2 separate regions of the Mus musculus genome follow, and region 2 is linked to region 1. Evidence: chromatin loops called from intact Hi-C (ENCODE). Cell type or tissue: heart. All regions are shown on one strand. Each heading gives the region's core, and the rest is flanking DNA. Links, peaks and the distances in the headings are about the cores only.

The links. Hi-C counts contacts between places; a loop is a spot of excess contacts. Peaks named below come from ENCODE experiments on the same cell type or tissue, not always from the same donor. Only the 100,000 strongest peaks of a DNase experiment are listed, where the experiment ranks them.
Region 2: a loop joins it to region 1, with 2.5 times the contacts of the local background. A loop is called at or near these places in 3 of 42 quality-filtered maps.

What each region holds. Positions count from the first base shown.
Region 1 is chr5:24,574,522-24,582,709 of GRCm38, forward strand. Abcf2 (ATP-binding cassette, sub-family F (GCN20), member 2) reads right to left here and starts at 2,946. Exons shown (of 14, transcript NM_013853.2): 1 at 2,826-2,946; 2 at 1,998-2,206. The coding sequence starts at 2,166. It also overlaps the pseudogene Gm10221. In heart, for the core only: CTCF peaks have their summits at 3,237 and 4,026 (motif pointing left); DNase peaks (open chromatin) are centred at 3,010 and 3,880; H3K4me3 peaks cover 1,667 bases; H3K27ac peaks cover 1,682 bases.
Region 2 is chr5:24,421,694-24,427,502 of GRCm38, forward strand. It overlaps Slc4a2 (solute carrier family 4 (anion exchanger), member 2), which reads left to right and starts at 3,539. Exons shown (of 23, transcript NM_009207.3): 1 at 3,539-3,742. Cdk5 (cyclin-dependent kinase 5) reads right to left here and starts at 1,871. Exons shown (of 12, transcript NM_007668.4): 1 at 1,756-1,871; 2 at 1,105-1,193; 3 at 955-1,022; 4 at 805-865; 5 at 639-695. The coding sequence starts at 1,792. In heart, for the core only: a CTCF peak has its summit at 3,964; DNase peaks (open chromatin) are centred at 3,588, 4,618 and 5,208; H3K4me3 peaks cover 2,500 bases; H3K27ac peaks cover 2,421 bases.

The sequences.
Region 1 (8,188 bases), core at 2,277-4,776:
CTAGCCTGACACCCTGCTTTCACAGACAGGCTTTTCTCAGCAGCCCTTTTGAGTCTATGCTCTCTCCTACCACTTCACTTTCCTCCACTGTTTCCCCCTTCACCATCTTCCATAGCTCTGGCCATGGATAAAGCTTCCCCATGGCCTAACTTGATCACACTAGCTGCCTTCTAGAATCTTATTTTGGGGACAATTCCTACCACTTGACATTTCTTCATCTGTTTAGTGCATCTATGGTGACTCTCTCTCTCTTTCCCTCCCTTTCTCTCTCTCTCTCTCTCTCTCTCTCTCTCACACACACACACACACACACACACACACACACCTCAAAACACAGTCCCTCAAATAAGAATCAACAGCTGCAATGACTAAAGTAGACATAAGTAACACTGCAAAATGACATGGGATAGCAAATGGGAACACAATCATGTGTGTAAACCTCAAGTTTGCACAAGAACTTAACGTGTAAAAGGACAATACCATGTGTGGTAAGATTCAAAGGGCAGTGAGCAGTCTACATGCAGCAGAAGGACTGTGCAGCTTTCCTGGGCAGTGAAGACAGGGTTAGACTGGGATGGTTGTTATCATACACTGCAATGTTTGCCCATGTCACAGTTAACTTAGCTGTCAACTTCACATAAACCTGGCAAGAGGAACCTCAACAGAAGAACTGCCTCATCAGGCTGGCCAATGACCATGTCTAGGGCATTTTCTTAATTTCTAATGAATGCAGAGGGTCCAGTGTAGGCAGTGAAGTCTTTAGCTGAGTGGGTCTGTGCTACATAAGCAAGCTAGTTGATGCCTGGTGTAGTGGCCCATGCCTTTAATTCCAGCACTCCAGAGGAAGAAGCAGGAGAATTTCTGAGTTCAAGGCCAGCTGGTCTACAAAGCAAGTTCCAGGACAGCCAGGGTGGTTACAGAGAAACTGTCTTGAAAAACAAAACAAAAGTCCTTGCCTGACTTCCCTCAAAAATGGACCTGGGAAGCTGGGTAGTGGTGGTGGCGCACGCCTTTAATCCCAGCACTCGGGAGGCAGAGGCAGGTGGATTTCTGAGTTTGAGGCCATCCTGGTCTACAAAGTGAGTTCCAGGACAGCCAGGGCTGTCTCGAAAAAAAAAAACAAAAACAACAAAAAAAGGACCTGGGAATATAAGAAGAAATGAACTTTTTCCTCTCAAGTTAATTTTAGTCAGAGTGTTCTGTCAGAGCAAGAGAGAAAGAAATAATAAAATAAATTTTCTGAGAGCAAACTATGTTTACAGTGTGAGTGAGTAGCTTATTTAATATGGAAAAATGCTACAATAAATCCCCTAAACCTAAGTAACAAAACCATAAATATATTATCAGAAAAATTACATGAAGATATATAACAATATGTTACACATTACTCATTGGTATAATCACTATCCCTGTGACATTAAGAGTACCATATGAGCCAGGGATGGTGGCTCACACCTTTAATCCCGGCAGCTAGGAGGCAGGGGCAGGTGGATCTCTCTATGATTTCAAGCAAGTCTAGTCTACAGAGTTCCAGGACAGCCAGGGTTACACAGAGAAACCCTTCTATCTCCAAACATCTGCCTCCCCCCCCAGAAAAGACAGCACCATATGGTAGAGCCTGTATACTCACCACCATAGGTAGGAAGAAAAACAGGAAATAGTACAAGTTGCCTTCCCTTTTATTGTCTACTGCAGCACCAACCAAGGTAGATCAAAAACTCCCATCTGTGTTTGCCACTTGAATTCAGTTTCCTTCATCAGTAACAAGTTTTAACTCTATGGGTGTGGGTGTCACCAAAAAGTTTCATGGCATATAAAGACATGTGTCTGTGGGTGCTTTACTCTGTTTAAAAAGATGGGGATGTGAGGACAGCCTGGCCTCAAACCTTCATCTTTTTACCTTAGCCTCCCAAATGCTGGAATTAAAGGCCTATGCATCTGCATCCAGATTCTGATCTTGGCTTCGAAAACCAGCTCAGGAAACTCACCCAACCTACCTCCATCTCCTGTGGTCTCTCTGCCATTGGCCTCCTCGATTTTCTCTTCTGCCACCTGAGGTTCTGTGACAGCATCTCCATTTTCTTCATGTCCCTTTCTGGGTCGCTGTCGGGCTTTGGCAGCCTCCTTCTTTTTGGCTGCCTTCTTCTTGGCCAGGTCGGAAGGCATGGTGATGAGCCACAGGGGTAGTTACAGTCCTTTCAGGAGTCTGAAGAAAAGCAAACAGATACTCCAAAATTCTAAACTTACAGGTAAGAATGTCTGAGTGCTATCCCATCCCTCCTTGGAATTTTCCTATCAAGCCTGTGGTGCCCAACTCTTGTCCCCGCCAACTTTGTCCGGGCTTCTCACACTCTCTCGACCGCTCCTCCAGCCTCATCTCCTCCCTTGGGGTTCGCGCGCCAATCCCCACCGCCGGCTTCACTCGGATGCGCTCTTCCCCCAGGGCCTTAGTGAGGGACCGCTCTGCCCCTCGTCTCCAGTTTCCGAACTTGGCGCTCGCGCACCTCTGCCAGCCGCCTCCTTTTCGGTTCTTCGCCAGGAGTTCGTCCCGGACCTCCCTTCCGTCCCTCTCATCCACCCCACCGACTGCGGCGCGGTTTCTCTCCCGGAACCACGAGTCCTCCCCAGCGGGTCCCTAAGGGTCTCTGCGCTCGCTGCCCCTAACCTCCCCCACACCCCGCTCGCCGGCGTCTCTGCCTGGGCCAGTTCTTTTCCCTTTCGGCCCTTTCCATTCCGACCCTGAGCTCCCTTCCGCTTCTCCTCCCGCTTCCTGCTCACGGGTCCACACTCTCCTCCCCTCCGGCGCCCCTTCCCCCTCAACTCACGGGGCCTCGCCGCTCGGCCTCTGTCGCAACAGAGCTGCTCCTTGAGCTCCTCCGCGTGCGGCCGGCTCCCCAACCAATCACGGCCCCGGGCGGCCCTTGGCGCGCTGCCGCGAGGGCTTCTGGAAAATGTAGTTCTCAAATCGTAAGAACTTAGGGCGGGACTCTCCTCCGGAACTACCACGATTCCCAGGTGTTGCGCCGTTCTAGTGACGGCATCAGAACGCGCGATGATTCTGGTTGGGGGAGGATTAGAGTCCAAGAGGCCCGTCCTACCAAGCCGGTTTGAAGAACTGAAAACTGCAAATCCCAGATTGCTCCTCGGAGAGGTGGGCTGGTCTCCCAAAGGATACCCCACCCCTAGCAGATAAATTTACCAGGCTGCTCTACTGGTTTAACCAGCAGGAAGTGCGACTAAGCTTCCCGGCCAGCGTCCTAAGAGTGCGAGACCAAACAATGAGAGAAGAGAGTTAGAAGGTGGAGGGGAAAGAAGAGCGAGTTGCTGCTGGGCAGGTGGCTCTGAAAGTGAGGTAACCCTTTGTAGACCACGCCAACAGAACTCTGTTCGAGAAAGGCATCCTCGTCTCATGGAACCGAAATTGAGAGCCTCGTCCATCGCTAACGAAACTTTTTGAAAGTGCCAGACGCTGTGCTGAACCTTGGTATCTTAGTCAAGAGTTTCTGGGTTCCACCAGAGCCATGCGAATGTGGTGGAAAAATCTAAAGTATAGGACCACTTTGCTGAGTTTAGCTCTATGGACACTTAGTTGTGACTTGTTTCATTTCCTTTGAGTCTCACTGTCTAAAATCTAAAGCAGACTTAGTGTTAGGAACATTATAAACTAGATCTGTAGCCTCATACACAAAACAACTCTACGACCCTTGCTTGCTACCTGTCCAGGGTCCTGTCCACTGGTGTGTCATCACTGATGACACAGAAGGAAGCAAACTTAGTGCCCCTGAGTGCATTCTCAGAAAGTGACCCCCTTTTCCTCTAAGGTCACCATGTTGCCAAGCTAAATAGAAATTAGGCGTGAAGATCATTGAGGGTGGACATCACAAGTAGCTTCAGAGCCTGCCCCCTGTGTCTTTGGCAGCACACTAATTTTAAGATGAAAACGGGCTAAAGAGATGGCTCAGCAGTTAAGAGCACTGACTGCTCTACTAGAGATCCTGAGTTCAATTCCCAGCAACCACATGGTGGCTCACAACCATCTGTAATGAGATCTGATGCCCTCTTCTGGTGTGTCTGAAGACAGCTACAGTGTACTCATACACATAGATAAATAAATGAAAGAAAAGGGAGGAAGGTAAAAGGAGGCTTTGTAACACACACACACACACACAGCTTTAAAAAAAAAAAAAAAGAAAAAAGAAAAGAAAAAGGAAATCCAAATGGGCCTGCCAATCGCCTAAACAGGAAACTGCGGCTGCTAAGGAAGTTGTCTGTTTCAGAAACGAAGCACTAGTATAAAACCCATGTGACCATTGTCCATTCCCACCAATGAGAAACATTTTCTTGGTCCATTGTCCACCTCTGCCTTTGAGGGTGTCCTCATTTTACTCTATGGTAAACTCTGTCTTCATTACTCAGTGCCTCATTGGAATTTATTCAACAGAGATGGCAATGACTGGAAAGCCTAAGGGAGTCTGAATAAGATCCCTGTAAGACACAAAACACTAATCTCACCTCTCTCCCCCAACAGTAGAAGCAGTTCTCCTCTGCTAGAATTTAGAGTTCAGAGTTAAGCCATTTAAATACCACTGACCATGTTCCTAGAATAACCTCCACCAGTTGAGTAGTTCTATTGATATTTCACACAATTGACATGAGCATACACAGATTACAAAGTAGCAAGGAACTTTATTCAAAGGCCAAGTAATATCACAGATGAGAAATGCAGTCAGTCTTGACCACAGGGCACATGAGTGAGTGTCCTCGAGTCTGATGCTTCATTTCATGAAGTCTAAGGAAAAGAGAGGCTGCTTACTACAGAGGGTAATACGAGTGGTTCTCTATTGTAACAGACAGATTTGACTTACATAAGCTTTTGCTCACTACATGCGTCCTGTCCCATGATGCATTCAATCTTTAAAATTGTACTTAATTATTATTATTATTAATTATTGCTATACCACTTGCACATTGATGTCAGACAATAGCAATTTATTGAATTGATTCTGTCCTTCAATCAGGATCAAACTCGGGTAATCAAGCTTTGTTGGCAAGAGTTTTGTTGTTGTTGTTCGGTTTTTAACCTGCTAAGCTATCTTACGAACCCTTTAAAATGTCTTATTTATTTGTGTGTGTGGTGTATGTTCATGTATCTATGAGTCTGTGCACCCATTTGTGTGTGGAAGCCAAAGGAGGATTTTCAGTGTTCTGTTTTGTCACCCTTTGCCTTATTCCCTTGAGAAAAGGTCTCTCACTGAACCTGGAGCTAGGCTGGCAGCCAGCAATCCTCCTGCCTCCACACCACCCTTCATAGCACTAAGGTTACAGCCATATGATCCTTTTTATATGAGCTCTGAGACTTTGAACTCAAGTCATGTTTACGTGGTAAGTGCTGTTAAATCCTGAGCCACGTCCGCAGACTTCTGCATCTGATTTATTTGTATGCAATCCCGAGTGTGCGTAGACACAGAATGATAATAGAATGTCAAAGGACACGGTTTCTCCTATTGCACATGCGCTGAAAACTAGTTCAGACCAGATTATCCCATCTCTTTTGTTTTCAGGATGTGTCCCAAGATGTGTTAAAATAGAAATGAGGTATTATCGAGGGGTCATTAAGGAATATAACTTATTGCCATTATTTAAAGTTGGCCGATACAGACTGGGTTCCCAGATTTTCAACAATGTCTCTGTGCATGGTATAGGCAGGTAGGGATTCTAGGCTGCCCAGTGAATTGTTAGAAGATTGATGGTCCGAACCAAGTGGAGTCTGAGGGTGCTGAGCTATGCTTGCCTGGCTTGTTACTAATCAAGCTCACATGGAGTTTCAGTATTTAGAAGTTACTCCTTGACTCCTGAGAAAGCTCTTAAGGATGAAGATTAAAAAGAGCATACACCAGCAGGGCAATGGTGGTGCACACCTTTAATCCCAGCACTCTTGGGATCCCTGTAAGTTCAAGGCCAGCCTGGTCTACAGAGAAAGTTCAAAGACTGCCAGGGCTACCCAGAGATCCTGTCTTAAAACAGAGATAGATAGATAGATAGATAGATAGATAGATAGATAGATAGACAGACAGACAGACAGACAGATAGATAGACAGACAGACAGACAGGGAACTCGCACTGGCTGCACAGAATGAGTTTTATTGTCATATCTCTACATATGTGATAACATGTATTATCATTCTTCTTCATTTTTCTTGTCCCACATCTTAACCCCTGCAACCTTTATGCTTTTTTATCTGTTTATATGCTTTGTGCCATGCTAAGGATTGAACTGAGGACCCTGTGTTTGCTCCACCTATATCTATGATTGAGCTTCCATCCCAGTACATCCACGTCCACACATAATTGGAGATGATCCTTGTAACTTGGCCTCCGAAGTAGACAAGATGACTGACATTATCAACCTGTGTGACCAGGGTTTGGTTTTTTTTTTCAGGATCTCGTATAGCCTATGCCTTTAACTGTATAGAGCAGGATGACCTTGAACTTGTGACCCTCCTATACCTCCCAAGTGCTGGGATTATGTGCACGAGATCCTATGCCCATGTTTATACATACTGGAGATCAAATCCAGGGTTCCATGATTACCAGACAATCCCTCTAACAACTGAGTCATCTCTAGCCCTCCTCTCTTTTTAAATTTAGATTTTAATACACGAAAAACTTAAATATTTGTCTTTCTTTTTTTTTAATTTATTATATGTAAGTATAAGTACACTGTAGCTGTCTTCAGACACTCCAGAAGAGGGCATCAGATTTCATTACGGATGGTTGTGAGCCACCATGTGGTTGCTGGGATTTGAACTCGGGACCTTTGGAAGAGCAGTCCGTGCTCTTAACCACTGAGCCATCTCGCCAGCCCCATATTTGTCTTTCTTTCTTTCTTTTTTTTTTTGTTTTTTTTGTTTTGTTTTGTTTTGTTTTTTTTGTTTTCAACACCTAGTATTTTATTCAGATAGCAGTCCTGTTACACATGGTCCAAGAACATTCAAATAAGAACTCAAATCAGAAGTTAAAGATTGGTCTTCAAACATCATAGCCAACAATGCCACGTTTGCCTATGATCTCTCCGATATAAAACCACATCCACACCTCAGTGGCCACCAAACCATTCAGCACAGCTTCCTTAACTGTAAGGTGTTTGAAGCTACCAGTTTTAGCACTTTGAATGATTTTTTTCACACTCTGAATAGCTGTAGGGATTTCAGCAGGGGTTGGGGGAACCAGCTCAACCTTGGCGTAGTGCCAAAATGTGGCCAATCGAGGCTTCGAGTAAGTCACGGCAGCGGCTACCATCGACGGTGCCTTCTCCGCGAAGTTACGGATGAACTTGGCCATGGTCTAAGGTGGAAGGTACGTCTCCCCGAACCACCGGCTGAATCCATATTTGTCTTTCTAAGTCTAGCTTATTTTGCTTAACATGATCTTCAGTTCCACCCATTTTCTTACAAACAATATAATCACATGCTTCTTTAAGACTAAATAATACTCCACTGTGGGAATATATTCCATGTATTATATCCATTTTTGTCACTGCTGAGGCAAGTATCATTAGGCAGACTCCATGAATTGGCTACTGTGGATAATTCCAGCAAACCTCCATGTCTTTGCTTTTGCTTCAGACAGTTTTGTTTGGGACAAAGGCAGAAAGCAGCCACATTCTTCATTCACCAAAACATCAGAAGAACAGTCTCTAGCCCACATAATATCCTCTTCTGAAACCTCTTGAGCGGCCTCCTGCACAGTTCAAATCCCCTCAGCACCACTGTCTTCTATGTTTTTACTAGAATGGCCCATTTAGCAGCACTTAAAATCATTCAACTGCTTTTCTAATCCAAAGTTCCAAAGTCCACACTCCTTTAAACAAAAGTATGGTCAGGCCTATTAAAGCAATATTTTGGGCTGGTAAGATGGCTCAGCGGTTAAGAAAACCGACTGCTCTTCCAAAGGTCCTGAGTTCAAATCCCAGCAACCACATGGTGGCTCACAACCATCTGAAACGAAATCTGATGCTCTCTTCTGGAGTGTCTGAAGACAGCTAGGCTGTACTTACATATAATAAATAAATAAAAAAATTTTAAAAAGCAATATCGCAGTCCCTGATACTAACTTCTATCTTAGTTAGGCTTCCATTGCTGTGAAGAGACACCATGACCTCAACAACTCTTTTTATTTTAAGATTCAT
Region 2 (5,809 bases), core at 2,761-5,260, 150 kb before region 1:
TTATGTTGGCTTCTCTCTCTCTTTCTCTAAGATTTACTTTATTTAAAAATTACGTACGTATGTGTATACATCCATGCATGCACATGTGTGTCAAGGGGAGGAGGGTGTGCACATGAGTGCAGGTGCCCTTGAAGGCCAAAAGTGGGTACTAGATCCCCTGGGTCTGGAGTTACAGGTGGTTGTGAGCTACATCAGTTGGGTGCTAGAAACTGAATTCACATCATCAGGAAGAGTAGCCATCTGTCCAATCCCTTTTGTCTTGATTTTGCTTTGATGTTTAAGACAAGGCCCTGCTTTGTATCTCTGGCTAGTCTTAAACTTGAGATGGCCCTGCCTCAGCCTTATGAGTGCTCAAGTTAGAAGTATGGGGCACTATGCAGGCCCGGGATTTGTTGAATGCAGGAGATAGTCTCTCCTGTGTCTCATCTCTGGAGTGCAAATGACATCATTGAAATCAGATACTGTCTGTGCAAATCAAAGGCAATCACATAAATAACGTTCACCAAGGCAAGTAGTCCTTGGTAGGCAGAAACAGGGTTCCCCTGGTACCCCAGCGCCCCAACCTGGCAGTCAAAGAGTGCTGATATTTATATAGGCATACCCAGGTGCCACAAATCCCTAGACATCTTTCCTCTCACCTTCACAATCTCAGGGTCCAGGTCACCATTGCAGCTGTCGAAATATTTCTTCAGGTCCTAAATAGAGGTTGCAGTGAGGAGAAGAGGACCGAGTTCAACCTTAGTCTGGACTCCTATACCCTCCCATGATAAATATGCCCCGCCCCCCCCCAAGCCCCTCTTTCACCTGATCACAGAACTCAAAAACCAGTGTCAGCTTCTTGTCACTATGCAGGACATCATGAAGCCTAGGGAAAATGAAAGGCTTAGCCACATCTCCAAGTTGGCCTCTAACATCCCAATACCAGCCCAGTCTAATAAGGAGGTTCTATCCTACCTGACAATGTTTTTGTGCTTCAGTTCTTTGAGTAGACAGATCTCCCGGAGGGCTGAACTTGGCACACCCTACAACATGCAAGGGGGTAATAGTTACACGAAACCCAAGACAGACTTTAGACCCCCCCTCCCTCCCAGGCCCTAGGCCTACCTCATCGTCATCATCCAGCCTGACACGCTTCAGAGCCACAATCTCATGAGTTTCCCGGTTTTTAGCCTTGAACACAGTTCCATAGGTGCCTAGAGGAAGGTTGGGGGTGAGGGAGAGGATCCTTCTCAATATCTTAGTGTGTAAGGGTAAGTTCTCAGGGCAAAGGCCAGATGTGGAGTAGTTTTGTGAGTGAGGATGCCAAGGAGAAGGTGCCTAAAATAACTCAAGGCTTCAGCTGCAGGGAGAATCTGCCATAAACTCCCGGGTCGGGGGTAGGGTCGGGGGGTATCGAGGAGTCACCTAGGGGAGGAACGAAGGCCTGCAAAAATGTTAAGGTTGGAGGTTCTGCAATGAATTGAAGCAGGAATCCCAGGTGAGGTTTGCAAGTGATGCTGGGGCTAGGGACGAGAAATGCAGGAAGTGCCGCGGTTAGGAAGGCTGGTCCACAGAGATTGCTAAGGCTAAGAGCAAGAGTTTGCCGCAGATGCTAACACAGGGTTCGTTTCTGCACTGGGTGAGGGACTCAGCGGCCAGGGCTTTTGGCTAGTGCTGAGGTCGGAGCCTGCCGGTATAGCTGACGGTAAGGGAGCTGGGACTGCAAGTAGGGTCTTCAGAAAAAGACCTTGCAGGAACATCTCGTGGTTCCATTACCTTCCCCAATCTTCTCCAGTTTCTCGTATTTCTGCATTGCAGCGGCCGCGGGGACCCCTGCGGGCCCTCGGTTCTAAGACTCCCGGCCCTGGCGTTGCAGAGGAGGTGGTACTCACAGCTCCAGCCCCGCCCACCTGCTCACCACGCACTGGCATCTGGGACTTGTAGTCCCGGGGAAGCCATAGTTCCCAAGAATGCCTGTGGCGGAGGACACGCGGACTACAAAGTCCAACAGGCTGCGCTCGGGCTCTCTGCAGCGATCAACTCCAGGGACTCGTTTCCATCGCGGAGGCAAACCTTAAACTTCAACTCCCAGGAAGCATCGCGTGTCGGGCGTCTCCGCCAAGGCGCGGAGGCTCCCAGTGTGCCCCGCTCTTGTTATTATTCCTTTTCTGTGCTCACAGCCTTCCAGAAAAGGGCCTCTCCGGGACTACGCGTTCCAGAATACAGTGAGGGTGGGGGTGGGGTGCTCTCTGCTTGAAGTTTGCGTTTGACGGCCTAGATCCCGAGCGCTGTTGGCCCGGCTCTGACCTGGTTGGGTGTTTTGAGTCACCAGCGACCTCCTGACAGCTTCAGCACTAGTTTTCACCTCTCCTAGGCCACCTGGTGACCCCAGGACTGATTGGGGAATGATTCTGAGCGATGTCTTACTGCTGATGACCTCACAGGGACCAGCTGACCACAGGGCTGGGCAGCGAGACAGGTGTGCCCCGTTAGAGTCTGGATTTGAGTGGAAGGACACACGCCAGAGTCCCCTCTTTCTGCTGGGCCCATTTTATCGTCTCGAAACCCACCGGACTCCAGCGGCTCCACTTTGACATGCCGAGGCCAGCTGACTGGAGCCTGGGTGTCCCCCAGATCCCAGTCTTCAGAGCAGGCCCACTGGAGTCAGCCAGGGTGTGGCCCACGAAGACTGGCAGGTCAGTTACTTCCCTCAACAGACAAGACCACAGACAGTTGCTACACTTGGAGCAAGCAGCCTTTACCTCATCCTATAAAGGAGTTGATTATAGATTTTCTTGCACTACTCTCTAATTGTCTCATGATTGCATTCTTGAGGGCTGTGAACCGGGCGAAAATGGCCCCAAACAGCATTCCTCAGCGCGGAACCAGAGTAGGCGCTAACCGTTTGTCAATTAACTCACTTAAATCTGAGTGCTTTTGCATAAACAATATTGTGATTTACCCACGTGGCAGACTGAAGACGCATAAAGTGTATTCTTTATCTGAAATAATTGATAACTTAGTTGAGAAAACATGATGACACGCAAGGGTCTTTCAAATAGAGGTGTCAGCTATGAATAGGTTTCCATTTAGCCCGGAGGTAGTTCTAGCGAAAGGGAGGAATCTTCAACAAGTTGTCTTGTTTTCCATCAGTTCAGGGTCTTGGCCACCCAACCCCACCCACTCATTACTCCACATTCGCCTGCCACCCGTTCTCTCAAGCAGACACCGGGGCTTTCTTGGTGTTTCAGTGGTGTTATTTGGGCGGGGGCTCTGCAGAACCTTAACGTCAAAAAATCTGTAGTTCGACTCCCTGCATCTCAATTTCCTGGCCTACTCCACGCCCTCGATCCCCAACGTAAAGCTGGCTTCTTTCCTCACAGAGGTGGCTCACTAAAGCTAAGAGAAGGCGAGCCCGGAGCTTCGCCGCGGGTGGCGGGGGGGGGGGAACAGCCGGAAGGCCGCGCCGGCGGTGTCGGCGGTGTCGGGCTGTGCCTGGGAGCGCGCCCCCGCCGCGGAGGCTCAGCGTCCGCTTTCCGCCTCTCAGCTAGCCGCGCCGGGGGCGCGCACGGCGCGCTGCGGGGGGCGCGCACGCTGGAGGCTGGCCTGCCCGCAGCGCGGGGGAAAGTTGAGTTGGGAGAAGTTGGGAGCGGCGGGGGCGCGCCCCGGGGTGGGCACCGGGAAATCGTCGGGAGCGCGCGAGGGTTCCGGAGGATCAGGGGAGACCCGGAGACCCCCGGGACACGAAATCTAGAGCTAGCGGGTAAGCAGTTAGGTGGCGGAGAGGGAGGGTGAGGGCCGCGGAGGGGGGGGGGGGACTGGAGACTCGGGCGCCGAGGGAGTGGAACTGGAGGAAAGGGCGGGGACTGGGGCGCAGGGAGCGAGGTTTTAGGGAGAAGGATGGGGAGGCGAGTGGGAGTACGGGTCGGAAGCGAGATTCCGTGGTCCGCCTCTTAAGAGTTACCTAAAGCCAAGGTGCCGCGCCCCCTGTCACCAGGAGCGGGTAGTCTCAGGGAGCTACTGCCTTCAGCTCGCTCTCCCACTCCCGTGAGGGTTCCAGACGACCCTGTGCCCCAGAAACTCGCCACTTTGTGGGTTGCCTGGGACCGCAACTCCTCGGATCTCGGGATTGAGAGATGGAGCCATGAAAAGGGTTGGCGGGTCAGGTCAGGACAAGAGGTCAGACAGAAGGGGGAGCAGCTGGGTGAGGGTGGGAAGGACAAGCCTGAAGTTTGAGTCCTAGGGGACTGCCTTCTCTTCTGTAGGGAACTCCTTGCTTGGGTGTGGAGGGAGCGCTGCTTCAAATCTGGGTCCGTTTTATCAAACTCTCTCCGCCCCCCACCAGCCCCACAGCCAAGAGCTGTGGAATGTACGAATTCACTTGGGGAATGGTTAATGCTCGAGTGGGGGTCCGGACTGCTAATCCCTTGGGCTGGGGGAGAGACACTAATCCTTCGGGCCCGTCGGGGCTGGTCCGGGGAATGTGCCCCCACTAGGATTATCGGTACCGATGCTCTGGACAGAGGCTGCTTTGTATTCTACGACAGCAGGGAGGGGGGCATGGGTAGAGGGAGGAGGGCTTGGTGGTGAAACACACTGAGGGCAAAGCCTGGAGGTGGGAGTGAGCACCTGCAGGTGGTGAACACAGATTCCCTATACCCCCCTAGACCAGGTCCCCTCCCTCACACCTCTCCCCCACACTGACAGGCCCTGGCTGAAGGCCTGCTTAGGGGGGAGGTGGAAAGAGCAGTCAGCTGAGTTGGAGTTCTTGCCAGGAATGTGTGGCCCAGACTCCCCACCCTGGGCTGATCCCCCCAGACCTCTGTTATTTGACCCCATCTCATTGCCAAGGTAGCCATAAATCAGGCAACCACACATCGGCAGCACACCTGAGCAGCTTAGCATTGTTACCTTTAGAGAGCATTGGGTGTGCCCTCAGTGTGCATGGGCACCCCAGTTTGCACTGGTTGGGTTCCCTCTACCCCCATCACAGCTCACAACCTACAGTCATCGTCAGGAGGGCTGTCCTGCCGTCCTGCCACTCAGATTTTCCTGGCCCAGGGCTAGGGAGGGAAGGAATAGAGAGACTGCCCCCTCAGGGTTTCTGTGCCCACCCCCTTGACGATGTCACGTGCCCCTCCCCCATTATAAGCTCGCTGTCCAGCTTCTCCGTTCTTCCTACTGAGTGAGTGGAGCTGGGTTCCTGTTCTGCACTGGGGAGGCTGTTTCTGTCTTATGTCTAGGGTGGTAGTCCTGCTGGCCTGCCTGCCTTTGGGGAGCACCCCCTCCGTACTTGCAGGCCCTCTGCTCTCCCTTTTGGGTTCTCTCCAAAGTTCTTTCTAGTCCTCCTTTCTGTTTGGGAAGCCAGCGCCCAGGCCTCCACACCCCTCTTGCTCTGTGGGGTGTCTCACTCCCTACCACACCCCTTTCTGCTCTCAGGCTCACCTCCAGGGGCCCTGGTTCCTGTTCCTGCCTGGCCCTTCACTCTCAATCTTTCTGTCCCTTATCATTCCCTCCCTCATCTCCTACTTTCTTTCCAGGGCTGGGCCTTGACTCCTTCCTGCCTCCCGGTGTGCCTCTTCCCTTTCTCTTGTCTGTTCTCTCAGCTGTCTTTGTGCCAGCCACTTTTTGGCAGTCCCAACTCTGGTCTTCTCTTCCTATACATACTTTGCTCTTTGTTCTTGCTACCTCTAAGGGGCCACTGTGAGGCCCTTCAATAGCACAGTCTAGAAGGATCTTGTACAGTTGGAGACTCGGGAGTGGCAGACAGCCGAGGCTCCTTTCCTTCCTGGAGTGGGACCGGGCTAGCCTACTCTTCAGCGATGGTGAC